Regions from separate parts of the Mus musculus genome. Here region 2 is linked to region 1. The links are chromatin loops, found by intact Hi-C in ENCODE. Cell type or tissue: heart. All regions are shown on one strand.

Region 1 (8,000 bases):
AAAACAAAACAAAACAAAACAAAACAAAACAAAACCACCTAAAAGTCAAGGGTTGTTCCTCTAAAATGTCGAGTTCCCCTCCAGGCATGTCTCTTTCTACACAAAATTAACATTGCTTCTCATCTAAACTCACCGGATAAAATGCATGCTACATAGTTTAGAAAGCCTAGCTTTGAAGGCAGTGCTTTTAAAGGACAAAGTGCGCTTGTCTTTCGCAGACAAAGAAGAGTTCTATTCTACTCTTGCAATCTGGAGAGAGAATTACAGTAGCCATTTTAGGCTTCTGGGAGGACCGACTTTAGTGGAGCTAAACATCTCTCCCCTTCTTTGCTTAAACTACAGTTCCTATCCAGAGGACGGGCACTCAGCGCAGGTCCGTGAGGTGGTTTGACTTGAGAAACATATTCAGTCCCTTTCACGGTAACTGATCCATTCTCTCATAAACTAAAGCAGTTTATGTACTTTATTTTACAGAAACATTAGAACGTGGGGGCTTTCTACAAAACAGTTTGTAAGGGGATGAGACAGCTTGTCTGAATACACCTTTCAAGAAGCCACCGTGAGAGAGAACTAGGGAGAACATGTATGGTGACAGAAGAGGTGGGTGGTGTTAACAGTGCTTTCCTTCTGAGATGTAGGGATGTGATGAAGATCAAGTGCACACCGTACACTAAACTCAAACTATGCACACGATGGTTGGCTCTGAAAGAAATGGTAGGAATGGAGTCCTCAGCTACTTCAATTCTAGTTTCTTCTAGTCGGGGTCTCCACTCACTCCCTTTTCATTTAAGCCTTGTAGAAATTATGTTTCCTGCTTGTGATAGGTTTTTAAATTGTGGGTATAGTCAAAATAACAGATATGTGTATAACCTCATAACTAAAAATGATCTGGTGTTACAAGCAAAAGAAAAGTGGCATTCTAATGAAATGGCGTGGGACTTAAATGTTTATTGTGAATTTGTTTATTCTGTGTATGTGAGTGCAAGTACATGAACACCTATAGTAACCGATCCTCTCCTTCCACCATGTGGATCCCAGCAATCCAAGTCAGGTAGGTTGTCATAGTTATTAAGTGAGGTTTGGTGACAAGCAGCGTTAGCCCTTGAGCCACCTGGATGGTGTGATTATAGGGCTTTTTGATATGGATAATGTCTTTCAGGGGGATGGAATTTAGTGCTATGACAGATGAATTTTGTGAAAAATGAGAAATGAACAATTCCTTTTCTTACTGACAAGAAGTAGGTCAGTATAATATTGTGACTACGTATGTAAACTCCTGTGGATAGTATTACGAACTTGGTGGCAATTTCCAGAAAATAAAAAGTTATTGCAGCCAGAATCTACTTACATAATTAGCACTGGAGGGAAAGTTTAAATGTCTTAAAAAGAGAAACTCATTGTATAAAATGTAAAATGTAAAATATGTTAAAAGCCTTGATACATCTTCAATGTCAACACTCTTTCAAGAAAGCACAACCATGATGCCATGTGGATTTGCTTCATTGCACACACAGAAGGCTAGGTTTTCCATGGCAGTGAGTAGTCAATGGGGTGGCCGTGGCAAGTGCTGACTGCTGAATGGTATCTCAGAACTCTGGTCTATGTTCTGTCCATACCAAATGATGTTCAGTGGGAGAGGGGAGACAAAGGGGCAAGAACAGCGAGTTGTAGTAATGATTAGTGATGCTTGTTTGCATCACTACCTCCCTAGGCATACAGATACAAGACTAGTTAGTTAATTGGTAACTAAAGTGGCTTAGTAGAAAACTGAAAGTGGGGAGAGCACGTAGGATGTTGGTAAAATATGATAATTTATCTTGAAGTAGTTATATTCCATTTTCTTTTGAGGATTAGCTGAGTTCTGGAATTATTAGTTCAAATTAAAGTGAGGTGTCTGGTATCACTCTTATATGAAGGGGTGCAAATTGTAGATTCAGGGCATTTCTGAAAACCGCTCTATAGATAAACGACAGAAGTCATCTATGACAAAGATATACCTCAAAGCAACCACAAGGGGGCAGAAAGATACATACTTTGACCAGAAAACAACAAAAGTTATTTTTATGCCCAATATTCAGTAATTAGTACTGCATGTGCTAATTAGTATTTGTGCATATATTTTAACACAATGGCTATAACTAGACAACCTATGCTATTATATATGTTACACACATTTAACGCCCGAATAGAAATTCAACACTTGATTCTATGTACAGTAGACTCATATTAGAGGAAATCATGTAGTTTGTACTAAATGAGAACCTCAGCTCAAAAATGTAAAAAAAAAAAAAAAAAAAAAAAAAAAAAAAAAAAAACTATAAATACTTTCAATTTCCCATAAAAACTTCAGAAACCTCACCCAAACCTCCACTACTGACAGAAGGAGGAGGAAACAGACCCTAGAGTATTAAGGAAAGGCTATATATAAAGAATGTGCCTAACTGTTAGCACTCGCCCTTCACCAACAAACACGGGAAGGAATATTTAAGCTACTTGAAATATGTGATCAGAAAGTGGCTTTCCCAGCAATCAAATGTTATGCCCTTTAATGGACATGAAAGCGCATTGTTGAAGACAGACTTCTATCATGTAAAAGATACAGTCTCTGATTATGAAATAAAGACATAACTATTGCTTACCCCAACTGACTGAGGGCAGATGGCGGCATGTTATGTAGGTGCTGCTGCTGCCAGCCAGTTACAGAGCCGAGGTGGAGCGCACTGGCAGTGTTGAAGCCAGACAGAGATGACAGATCTGCGCTACTCAGAGAGTACTCTAGATGGGAGCGAAGGAGCGGCAAGGAGAGAGAGAGAGAGAGAGACAATTAGACTGTCAAATGGTAAGCAAAATCACACAGTTTCAACCTCTAAAACATACTTTGAATCAAAGTTTTTTGATTTAGGAAAAGAAGAAAATAAAACACCACGGATAATTTGAATTTAAAAAGAAAAAAAAAATATTATCCATCTGAGTAAGGATGTCACACTAGATCCACAGTAATAGATCCTGAAATGTTAGCACATTATACTAGCTTTGTTTAAAAGTGTAAAGGATCTATATATTTTATGATCTAGAAATAGGTTTTACATTAAAAATCTTCAAGAAAGTGAGTGTTCTACTACATTAAAGAGACAGTAGCTCAGTTTCTTTGAAATATTGAATTCGATTTGAGTAAATAAAACTTCCCATCACTTAAAAAGGAGCACTGTAGATCACTGAGTAAGACAGAGGTGCTTGTACCATGCATTCTGGACACAGGCCCCACACGAGCTCCCAACAGGGCAAAGAAAATAACTTTTAAAATATGCTTTTTAAAGTGTTTACTGTAATATTTGCACATAGCAAAGCTACTCACCAGTACCATATGTTGTTGAAATGGCTGATGGATATCCTCCCATTCCTTGTCCTGGTAAAGTAGGAGTTGCTACGGAAACCACCGGGGTAGCCAATGACTGAGCCGACTGGGAGTTATTTATCCTTTGATTCTTTTAAAGTAAATAAAAAGACATTATTGGTGGCAGATTTTAAAAAGTTAAAAATATTAGGTCTCACTATTAGTTTTTCACATAAAGAAATAAGTTGGTACAAAGCTCATGAAATTAATCATTTAACATGTGTCTCTATGAACTCTGCCAACCCTATCATTTACAATCCTTCAAGAGACCAGCTGTTGCCATAGTAACCCATTACATCAGTATCTCCTAGGCAACTGAACTAGTAACAAGTACCATAGCTTTATTATGGGTAAAAACAGACTACGTTGAGAACTGATGAAATATGTATACTGTACTGCTATTGTTTCAGTTTTATTCAAATGCAAATTAAAAAATTAAAATCAACCATAGTGGGTTTTGTGATCAGTTCTATGTACAGCAGAGCTGATAGATATGATTCAGGCTATGTTATGGCCAGCAGGTGGCGCTATGACCACTTTCTTCTGCTTCGACTTCCTTGCAAAAGGATGGCAAAGTAGCTAATGCCAGTATTTAACTCCTAATAGCCAGGAGGTAAAGGATGCTTACGCTCAAAATCCTGGTATTTTAAATTTTGAAAGAATAAGTGTCTTACTATTTAATAGCTAAAGATGCATTTTTGTGTTTCTATTTTAGAGTAAGTTCAGTCTTAATATTTAAAACATGGTCTTTAGGTAAAAGGTGGGGACAGAGGAAAAAGGCCTACAAAAACCAGCTATGCTTTCCACAGGCTGTCAATGATCCTAGAAATTAATGGTGTTTAAGCATAATCAGTACCCTCATTTATTGAGGTAAGTTTTAAAATCTTTCTGTTTGATCACAGCTAGCACCTTTCACTGAGGTAGTTCTGTTATCTTCCCGAGCATGCCCTTCAAGGGACGAGTCCTTCCCACTTACCAACAGCAGATCCACATCCTCAGACTGAGAGCATGGGGAAGGAGGGAAGGAGTTTATTAATTAGTGTCTGTAAATATTTATAACTGTGAAAATCTTTCTAGCAAAAGGAGATGCATCTTCTGATAGACGCAACAGTTTAAACAGCTTGGCACACGGGATGCCAAAGACAACTCCTTAACAAAGACATTCTTTGTTTCTCTTAGTGAGGTGTTCCTTGTCTCAAACCTGAAGACTGTCTATCTTGTTTGCAGCACAGGTCATTGTCTCTCTGTTTACTGTTGTGCCCCATACTTTGATAAAAAGATAATAGGAATCTACTTTAAACCCTACTTGCTAGAGGAAAAGGGAGTCATACATGACGAGAGTGAGAGCGAGAGAGAGAGAGAGCGAGAGAGAGAGAGAGAGAGAGAGAGAGAGAGAGAGAGAGAGAGAGAGAGAGAGAGAAAGAGAGAGAAGAGAGAGAGAAAGGGGGGGCTGATCCATGGGAATGTGTCAGTTTTAAGGGATATGGGATAAATGTGATGAGAGACACTGTGTGCCCTGCCTGACCCACACTCACAGCATCACTGTGGGAGGTTTTATTTCTTAGACTCAGGCTTTTCTAAAGGAAATGTCACATGTTATTTGATTTTAGCTAAATGCACAAAATGAATATATAATAAACAATCAGTTCACAGGACTATTTCACTCCTAGGCATGGCACAGAACAGAGAATTCTAAAACAAAGCAAAACAGAAGGAAATGTTTGTGGGGTAATTTAAATCTATCTGCTAAGTCTTTGCTATATATGTTCTCATTGTTAAGTTTTGCTGATTTGGAGAACACTCTGTCATCTATTGATCTATCTATCTATCTATCTATCTATCTATCTATCTATCTATCTTCTATCATTGTACCTACCTACTACCTATCTTTGTTTTTGGGCTTGATACCACAATATTCTTTTCATCTTATGCACAAGTCTCAGAGCAAGAAAATGATACAGCATGAGATTTTATATATGCTTAAGTTTACATTTCATATGTCTATATTTTCACTTAAAAGCTTCTACTACTTATTTTGGTTTAAAATGTAACATTGGTTCTCAAAATTTCTTGGGTTCTGAGAGTTAGATATTTTCATAAACTACAATAGGCAAAGATTAACTGAGACAATGCAAAGGCATATGATATATTAGATATTAAAGAAGTGATATGTAAGAAAGTATTCCCAATTAATGTAAGAAACCTCATTGAGGAATCAGTGAAAGTATTTTTCACTGTCAGTCAGCATTCTGAGAACATAAGTAGCTCAATAATGTAAAAATTCTCTCATGAAATACCCCACATAAGTATGGAATTCCTATGGAATATGATTTGATCAGGGTTAGAATTATTTTTCTAAGTATAAACGGACAGTCTTACGAAGGAATGTTTTTTCTTATTCTAGAAAGACTATCCAGAAGAAGGGTTTATTGGAATTTTTTAATATAGGAAAGGAAAATGCAAAATCAGTGACTACAACCCCATCAATACGATTAAAACATCCTCAGTCAGTGTTAATCGTCTGGGATGTCCTAAGAAATTCCTATCTAGACAATTAGTAGATACAGATAAGATATCATCAACATGTATTAAGAACAGAGCTGTGCATTACCACTGATGGCATCGTGTTCTTGCTGCCAGGTGGGATAAGAACGCGGAGATCTGGCTTACGATTATTCATTCCTAGATTCATAGGGGGAGGAGATTTGGCTTGTATATTCTTGTTCAGGTTACCAGGTGAGACCAGCAGGCCTGGTGAGTTCCGGGGGTTGCCGTATCCATTCCCTGTTAACACAAGAGATGACAAAACTCAGGGAGAAATCGAGGCGTGTGCATGTTTTTAAAGAACAGCTCATATGAAGATAAAAGGATACGCCTAGCTGTGAGTCATACAAATCAACACATGAAGGCTGACTGATTTAACTTCTGTGGGAAAGGCAGCTTGCCAGTTAATTGTTTCATATACCTCCAAAAGGATATTACAAACTTTTTATTTTTATAAGAAGAAAGCAAATCTTTAACTTGATCAGAAATCTGCATATCATATGTTTTTAAAATTTATTATTATTATCATCATTTGTTATTATTATTATTATTTTCTCCCCCTCCTCCACCCTCCGGAAGAGATTCAGACAGCCAGTTCAGGATCTAAGAAAAGTGCATAACTGATCCTGCACTTAATTGACGAGTTTGGCAGAGGCTGGCTGGAGTGACTCACTCTTCCAGTTCTTTGGTTTGGGTTTGATTCTGTGTGTCTGTGTGTCCTCAGATGAAGAAGGGGCAAGGCACCAAGGCTGTAATTTCTAGGGCGGGCGGGCAGGAGGAGGAAAAACTGCACGTACATTTTGCTCTTCAGTCTTCTCCACTCTAAGTGAATACTCTCTCTCCATGGCCTTTCTTACTTCAAGTTTACTCTCCTCACCAAGTTCAGCACATGGCCTGAAGCCTTGCACACTTCCTGCTCCTGAGAATCTTCAAAAGTGGCAGTCCTCAGGCACTGAAACCATGGTGCCTCCAGGCAAGTGCTGACTCATTCAGACACAGGGAGAGTTCACTAATCGCTAAGAATTAAGGCTCTTCCAGAATCTGATATTTAGCCTCCTACTAACAAAGTAGGTATTTGAAAGCCTCTGTTTTCCACTTTTAAAACGCACTACCCTCACTGATAGGAGCAGCTGAGGCGTTGGTTGGAAAGGCATCTTGAAGTGGAGTAGGAGCCAACCTGGGAAGCTATCTGTTGGTTTCCTGAGGGATAATAGGAGAAACCCACTGCTGGATTCAATAATGCTTCCTAGAAAACTAGCCAGTCGTCTTCCAAGTACCATTAAAGGAGATGGTTAATTTTATTGTTATATTCATTATTACCATCATTATAAAACACAACTATCTATTACTCTTAGAAGAAGGAGACCATGTGCTTCTCAGCAGGAAGGCAAAGGCAGCCTTGGAGGGCTCTGAGATTTCTTTGCAGTTAAGCAATGCACACTTATGGAACATGTACAAACAAAAAAAAAAAAACCAAGGGCAAAACGGTTGTAGAATAATATAGATTATATGTTATTCAATATCTATGGGAGAAGAGATTACCTAATGCAAGTTTAGGAAGAGGTAGGAACTAATGTGTATTTCAACAAATGAGAAGAAGAGGTAAGTTAGGCAGCTGACTTCGGTAACTGGGTAAGAGGCAGGCTGAGGGAGGATTTTACCCAGCATCTTTAAGAAAACTGGGAGGGATCTGCTTACAAAGGAGCCAGTGAAAACAGGGTTCTCTTCGTAGGTGCTCTTTGGAGAAGATGGTCAGTGGGGACTTCCAATTTTATGATGATATGTTAGAAGTAGAGACTACCCAGTTTCAGAACAGTGATAGAAACTGGTCCCTGAATGGTTAGACATCTGCAACACTGGAAAGGGTGGTCTTGGAAAAGCCTATGTGTATGGATCTTTCTTGAGTCTATGGCAATAGCTTCAGAAAGAAAACAAGGAGTTGGGAGGGGAACGCACAAGCATGTTTCAAAGAGATACTTACAGAAATGTTTTGCTATGCCAATACTAATTGTATGAAGTCATGGTTTCATTATGACATGCTCGCACACTTACACAATGCACT
Region 2 (8,000 bases), 440 kb after region 1:
ACTGATAATTTTTTAAATCTAAGACTGTTTCAATAATAAGGCACAGTAAAAAGACAAACTGGAACAAAAAACAAAAACTAAACAAAAGAAACAAAAACTCGAATGGGAAGATAAATGACTCCATTCATGAAAATTTGAGCAAATACTCCCAAATCTGTATTCTAAACCTGGCAACCTAACTGTAATGACTGGCACCCAGTTAAGAAAAGCCTATATCAGGGTGTGTGTGTATATATATATATTATTAGCAAACTAAGCTGCTGTGGAGGGCAAGGTTGGAATTCGATGAAGGAACTCTAGTCTCTCGGCCTGGATTATGCAGCATGTGGCATAAACAAAAGAGATATTGCTTCAAAGATGAGATGAAATGTGAGAACTGATTCCAGGAAGTTGTTTTCTGACATCCACATCCACAAGTGTGTGTACATACATACACGCACACACACAAATGTGCACAGAAATAAGTAATCAAATAATGAATAAATAAACAAATACATATAATGATTTTTAGCTCTTACTTCACATTTGCTTAAAACAAAAATTAGAAACCTGCTCTTATTTCCTTTCGTAGCTCCTTCTTGGAATCTAACCAATAAAAAGTCTCCTTTATATATGTCCATGCAGTTTTCTAAATCTTAAGTAGCTTGTTTTTTTTATTTTTTATTTTTTGATAAAGGAAACATCTGAATTTGAACTCTACCTGACATATTTGTGACCTATGTGAAAACTTGTAAGGGTATTACCTCTCTGGATTCATTAGTTTATCAACTAATGAAAGTAATGGCCATGCATTGCAATGTCATTTTCTAGATAAAATTCAGCATCTCTTACATATGAATTAAGAACAATAAAAATACTAGCAAGTGTTATTATTATGATTGTAGATACACATTTTAATCTATTTTTCTTATTTCTACACATGAACACTGAAAGACACAGACATAGTTTTGCATACTACAATTTTTTACAAAGAAAATTATTTAGGTAAGGAATTGTATCAAATTCTCAAACATAGAAAGAATAAATTTGAAATTAGGATATTGGATTGTATAGAGAGTGCCCAACGCACTGATTCCTCTACATTATTGATAATTGTTTCACTTCTGCTTAGCCTAGATAGCAAAATCTAGACAAAGAACTTTTATCTGGACTGTCTGGCTGAATCAGAAATTTTATTGACATGGTTTATTTTGCTGGGGAATCCCATGGTCTTTCTCATTATCTTTGTTCTTCTTTTGCCTTTCCGTGGAATTCAGGTGTACTAAATAAGGAAACATTGTAAGTTTCACCCTATTTTAATCTTCTGAGGAATTTTTCCATCATTAATGATTTTAGTGAGGCTTCTGAACTTTTAAATACCTAGATCATGGTTAGGCATGTTCACTAAGAAGTATATCTGGCTTAGCATTCTGACTAGGGCTATGATTCCCTTTCCAGAGAAAGCTTTCCCCAATATTAATGTCTCCGTGAGTTGCCTCAGAACATTATCAGCATACAGTGTCTTGAGGAATTTCCTGGGATAATATATGTTATTTCTTGTTGACATAAGTTTTCTAAATGTGTTTTATTAAAACTCTTGTTGTCTTTCATTGGGTGTTCCACCAATTGGTTTAGTATAAAGCAGTCTGAATATTTGTTGGTGGTGGTAGTGGAGTTATAAATACAAGTGTGAATAGTTTATTGGTTTAAATAGTGTTTCCTTTTTGGATTCTAATTTAATGTAGATATAAATGATGAAGATGGCATGCTTGTGAGCACTGAAGGAAAAGATTTTATAAACGCTCATTACATTCTTTTTCTTTCTTAGAAACATATGCTACAGAGACACCTCTTAACAACAAATGGATCCGAGTTAGAATTAACATTAATTGAAAGGTTTTAACAATAAATTGAAAATAATCAAATTACATGCATCTTTCCTTTCTGTACTTTGTGGCTGAGGACATATTGAAAGAATGTTATCACGACATTGCTTTTCACGTACATTCATTAGTAATTCAGAGATTTAGTAGCTGATGGTGATGCTAGCGTAATTAGCAGGGAAAAATGGAAGAAATGCATGTTGCTATAGCAATATGTTCATCATGAATGATCTACAGCATAAACATCCAGATTAATTTGCAAGATGCCAGGTAGAAAACTGCATGGCTGACTAGGCTACTCAGATGCCATGGTATTTGTTTTTATTAAGTATAAACATTACAGTGGGGCTTTCAAGGTATGTATGCTTGTCACTGTCAATCACACCTGGGTTGCATTTCAAAAGAGTTTTCAGTTCATTTAAAAAAATTTAACAGATGAAGAGAAACATGCCTTTTCAGAGGAAAAAAAATGAAGCATGTACAAGGACAGATGACATTTTGACATGAAAGCAAGTTTAACAATCTTGTTCACAGCCACAATAAGTGTCTGTGTCATCTTAACTTAAATCCAGCAGTGTGGTGACTTTTATGCATAAGCACATTTAAAAACACTAAAATTGGAATTGATGGTATCAGGAAACCCCTTAAGAGAGCAGTTGTAGATATAATGAAAAGCTAGATGATATTTTAGCCCGCCATTGTAGAGACTTAAGGAACAAAAATTACCTCATTAGACATGGAAATGTGATATGTGGATATATATAGGTGTGTATTCATGAGCATGTCTAAAAGACATCGTTGCCAACTGTATTCTGGTTGAAGATGGTATTTTGAGGGCTGGGGCCAGACACATGGGATGCTCCTAAAGACTTACATTCTTCAGATTGGTTTTGGATGGTACTATAGTCTCCGCATAAACATGTAGCATGCTTATGATATGACCTCCTCATTCCACTGTCAAAAATAGATTAAATAAGAAATTAGACAAACATTAGATGGGGTGGGAGCACAGACAGGTTGAGATAAAATCTCATGCACTTTCTAGCTTATGTAGCTTAGATAAGCTCATCTTCAATTTATAGCATTTGCATTTATGATAACTTGACAATATAAAGGTTAGATATGAACTATGTGGATGATGCTCTATGGATAAAATTTTTGTCAATTAATTCACATATAAAAGTGCAAGTCCTGAGATATGAGTAGGTTTTGCTCAAGGATTGTTTAAAAGAATTCAGAAAGTGTGGAGAGGGCATGTTCTAATGGGACATCAATGCATGGTGTCCACATTCACTCACTACATGCTTCTAGATCACATGTGTTAAAGGAAGACCATTTTTCTGGGTGGCATGCAAAGTGGTAAGGCTCTCTGGTGCAGAAATCCTAGTTGTATGCCAATAAGTTTGAGGTCAGAGTCTTCAAGAATACTGAGGACTGTCAAAGTGGAAGCTGTTTTCTCTTTAGTATAGAGAAGGATTTGGTCTCTGGGACTAACTCCCAACATCTGGTTAAGCCATGTATGTTATGAGATTTGGCTAAGGGAACTTTTAAACTTCAAGCCAGGCCTGGCCTTCACCAATACTATCATGAGATTTAGCCTGGAGGCACGAGGTTGCCAAACCCATGGTTGGACCCTGCATTACTTACACTGGAGAGACAGACACTGGGTGGAGGAAATGAACAATAAACATGTTGTCCTCTGGGCTTCTACAAAGGAAAACAATAAACTTGCTTCAGTCCTGGTTCCAAGAAAGGAGGGTTCCTTCAGGCTACTGTCCAAATAAAGTCTGTTGCAGGCAGGCAGGGAGGCAGTCCCTGAAGAGACAAGAAACTTTCCTTGCTTGCTCCACCCTATTGGGAAGCCAAGGCTGGCCACCAGTGAAGCTGGTGCTAATCTAATCAGCATGTTTTCCTTTAACTTCTAGTGTGGCTTGATGTCTGGACTGAGAAGGAAGAAAGGGTTTTTATGAATGCTACAATTCCAATTGAAATTGTTTCTGTGGGTGTCTCTGCCATTGAGCCAATAAAAGTTTTACCCTAGGAACATTGCTTTATGATAGATTTAGACATTTTCTAACCTTATTAAAAATACCAAACAATGGTTCTCAATCTGAGATAATTTTGTGCTTCCCCCAAAGACATTTGGCAAAGTGTGGAGACATTTTCAATTGTTATGACTGGGTTGGAAGGACGTGTGTGTTGCTGGCATCTAGTGGGAAAGGCTGGGGGACCGTGCTAATGTCCTTATGTACAGCAAAGCTCTCTACAGCACAAATTTATCTAGTGTCAACAATATTTAACAAAAACTTCCATCTAGTACACTTATATAATAGATACTCAAGACTGACACAAACCACATGCTAAGAAAAAAAATCCGAAGGCATATCTAAGCCTGACGTCATAAATAATGTTTCATTATCACCATCATGTGGCATATACATACATTTACAAGTTAGGTAAGAGAGAGAGTGTGTGTGTGTGTTTAAATAATTCTTAACTTTAATTTAATTTTTTCTTTACTTATTCAATTTACACCATGTTCACTGCCCCTACCCCTGGTTACCCTCTGTCAAAATCCTTCCCCTATGTTCCCTCCCCTTCTCCTCTGAGCAGGTTAGGCTTCTCTGGTTATTCCCTCACACTAGTACCTGTGTGTGTGTGTGTGTGTGTGTGTGTGTGTGTGTGTGTGTGTGTGTGTGTGTGATTTAAACTGTCAAGTCAAAGTGAAAAAAATGTATAAAGTTACAGCAAACCAATAAACCATGCAATAACATTTCAGATTCTTTTACAGATTTTAGGTATAATAAAAGAATAAAGTTTCAGTGAAAATATAGTTTTTGAAAGATGATGCTTTCACTTTCAATTTGATATCTAAAATATGTTATATTTGCTACCTTGAATATATCCAACCTTGTCTATATGAGGTTTTATCTACCCTAAATATTGATAATGTTCCAAATTTTCCTTACTAGGTTATTTTGAAAGACAGCAGATTCTCTAGTGTGGAAAATAGTATCTTTAATTTCTGAAATTTATATTTCAAGCACTGATATGAACAATATCTTCTCTCCCTACCTCTCTCTATAAGCATGGACACATATATATGAGTTATATGTAATGTGAGTTTCACAACAAAACTTTCAGAAAGGCATAATTACCTTAGGACATTGATTATGTGAGATAACTGTTTTAAGATTTGAATTTATATCCCTTTAGTCTTAAGGCTTCACTTTGTGTGTGTGTGTGTGTGTGTGTGTGTGTGTGTGTGTGTGTCTGTGTGTCTGTGTGTTTGTCTGTGTCCATGCAAAGCGAGAAACTGATATTGGATTAAGATGTCTTAGCTGTACTTCACTTTAGCTTTTGAGACAGCTTCTCCCTTCTCATCTAACTGGGCTGGACTGGTTGGCTAGCATGACCCAGGGATACTCTTCTCTCTGTCTCCCCAGCCCTGGAATTAGAGTTACTTGCTACCTCATTAGGTTTTCCAGTGTTGAGGATGGAAATTTATGCTTATTCAGCAATCTCTTTACCTGCAGGGCTATTTCCCTCAGCCCCAGACCTCAGTGTTTTATACTCCACTAAGCTGCTTCTGACTTAGTATTAATATGAACACTACCAGATGAATTTCTAGATTTGTGTGCAAAGAGAGGCCCATTGGACTTGCAAACTGTATTTGCCCCAGTACAGGGGAACCCCAGGGCCAAAACGGGGGAGTGGGTGGGTAGTGGATTGGGGGGTTGGGTATGGCGGACTTTTGGGATAGCATTGAAAATGTAAACAAGGAAAATACCTAATAAAAATAAAATTAAATTAAAAAAAAGATTACACAATGCAGAGGGAGGATAAGAGAGAGCCTCCCTTTCTATAACTCTCTGACTTGGCTTTGCATAAGCCTTTAACATTTACAAATGTCATCCTTATTTCTACTCTAGTCTTACCCTCTTCCTTTAAACATCCTAGCCTAGTGTGATCTTCAACTACTTAATATTCGTCTTTCTCTCTGAGTACCAAGAACTCTTCTTACATTAAGCCTGGTTTTAAGGGGTCACAGGAATTTCAGCAGAAATGTGTGTGTGTGTTTTTAATATGGATGACAGTGAAATCTGGCCACCCAGGAGAGGGTGAGAAAATTCTTGGTATGGAGGAACAAGCAATGCCTTGTTCTGGAAAATTCAGTCTGAACTCAATTGAGTTTCTGGCCTGTTACATACTTTTGGAAAAAGTAATTTCCAGGGCTGCTGTTTTATCATTTGTATGATGAAAAGGTTAAGAGCAGTATGAAGACAGGTGGGCAAGATAAAGAAAGATGGAGAAAATGAAGGAATGTACCATCTACAAAGACACAAGGGAGCGGGAGAGGTGGTGGAGCAAGAATAGGAGTGGCCACTTTCCTGAGTTACAGAAAGGTTGCGGTGGTTTGTGGCATTACACTACCTCTGTTTCTAAACTGTGCAAAAACTTTCCATGTGTACATGATATTTAAAATTCAAAATGAAAATAATTAGAGCCAAGGGAAGAAGAGTAAGTGGAGTAGGGTAGTTGTGGATCTCTTTCAGCATTATCCTGTAAGGAAGGCTGTTGAGCTTGACTCCACACAATAATCTGAAAGAGAAGCACAATACCAATGGACCGATAATGAAGAAGATGGGCACCAAGTGTTTTCTGGGTGTATGACTAATACTTCTATGGGTAGCATGTTCCGTGGGGTATTGGTATCAGTGCTCTTTTATAGAGAGATCATAAAATACATGTGCTACTCTCAGAAGTCAGACAAAAGTTTTCTTGGTATAAAGTAGACTATGTCAGGCCAAATATCTGCTCAATAGACAAAAATGTTCCCCCATTTTATTTATAGTAAAGGATCAAGTTCTGTCCTCAGCAAGGAGCTGAGAGCTTTCCCGTAAGTCCACATTCTTCTCCCCAGCCTACATGATTTGCAGTGTTCCTGTCTTAACTTTGGGACAACTCGGATGCCCTCGATGTTTCTAGACCACATTATGTACATTATGTCTCAGAGTCCACACTTGCTTAGTGGCATTTTCTTTAACAACTGCTATGTTGAGCTCTCTTGACTGCTTTGAATCTCTGTAAGAGTCTCACAACCTTAATTATGTTCAGCCTTTTCCATTCTACTCATTTTGCACTACCAATGGTCTTCAGAAAATATTTAGTTCACTCTACTTGGTCCTTATATTAATGATTTGTGTTCTGATTCCCTCAAGAAATCTATATATCTCTTCTGCTCTTAGAGTGCCTAGGACTGTACCCAATACATAGTTAACACTCAAAAGGCATTTTTTGTTCAATGAGAACAAGGAGATTCTGTGTAGTTCTTATGTTGAAACATTATTCAACAAAATTGAATAATTGTATTTTATTTTGTCATATGTAGCTGTCAATATAAAAAGAAAAATATTCAAATTTTTAAAAATTAGATATAGTTTTATTGGAGTAAGTCATAGGTTGAATAATAGCCCCCATTCTTGTCTTATTTAAACTTAATGAAGTGTAAAATAGGATATGTATATTTACCCGATAATATTGTGTATTTGACATTGACATGGATCACAGCATTTAGATTTCATGGTTTCTTTGCAGAGTACACTAACTGTAAGACTCACTGAATATCAATGAAATGTCTTACATTTGTATCTATTGATTGGACTCTAGTTGTCTTCAGTCAAGTGCTATCTACTACCAATAATTAACCATCCGTTTCTATTTGAGAATTATAAAATAAAAATATAACTAAAGGAACATAATGCAGAAGGCATGATAGTTTGAACTTAGATATGACACCGCTTTGAAGCTTCCCAACCTTAAACATTTTGCTATACTGCGGTATTGGTTGTACATAAGTAGGACAAAAAATGTCAAGCAAGTATGGGCATATGTTGTGATGAAAATGAAACATGGGGAAAATTGTTTACCTTCTGTGTATTTTTATAGAATTATGTGTGACTGAAATTGTGTTTCTTCCATGGCATGTCCTCATAATTAAATATGAATAACACCTAATGAAGATGAAACCAACAACCAACCATGCTGTGGATATTGTAGTTAGCACGTCATGTGCCTGCAAATCTTCACTGGCATAAAAAGCAAACAAACAAACAACAACAAAACAACAAAAAATAG

What was found. Hi-C counts contacts between places; a loop is a spot of excess contacts. Peaks named below come from ENCODE experiments on the same cell type or tissue, not always from the same donor. Only the 100,000 strongest peaks of a DNase experiment are listed, where the experiment ranks them.
Region 2: it touches region 1 in a loop (2.4-fold over the local background); 2 of 42 quality-filtered maps call a loop at or near these places.

The regions. Positions count from the first base shown.
Region 1 is chr13:83,650,992-83,658,991 of GRCm38, reverse strand. Mef2c (myocyte enhancer factor 2C) reads right to left here. Exons shown (of 11, transcript NM_001347575.1): 7 at 6,006-6,178; 8 at 4,371-4,394; 9 at 3,356-3,485; 10 at 2,640-2,775. Gm52044 (a long non-coding RNA gene) reads left to right here. Exons shown (of 3, transcript XR_003950630.1): 3 at 475-8,000. Among named protein-coding and RNA genes, the nearest start is that of Gm52044, 7.3 kb to the left of the region's middle. In heart, CTCF peaks have their summits at 2,020 (motif pointing right) and 3,903 (motif pointing right); a DNase peak (open chromatin) is centred at 3,921.
Region 2 is chr13:83,210,749-83,218,748 of GRCm38, reverse strand. No RefSeq gene overlaps it. Among named protein-coding and RNA genes, the nearest start is that of Gm33073, 94 kb to the right of the region's middle. In heart, no CTCF peak of the experiment used is centred here; no DNase peak of the experiment used is centred here.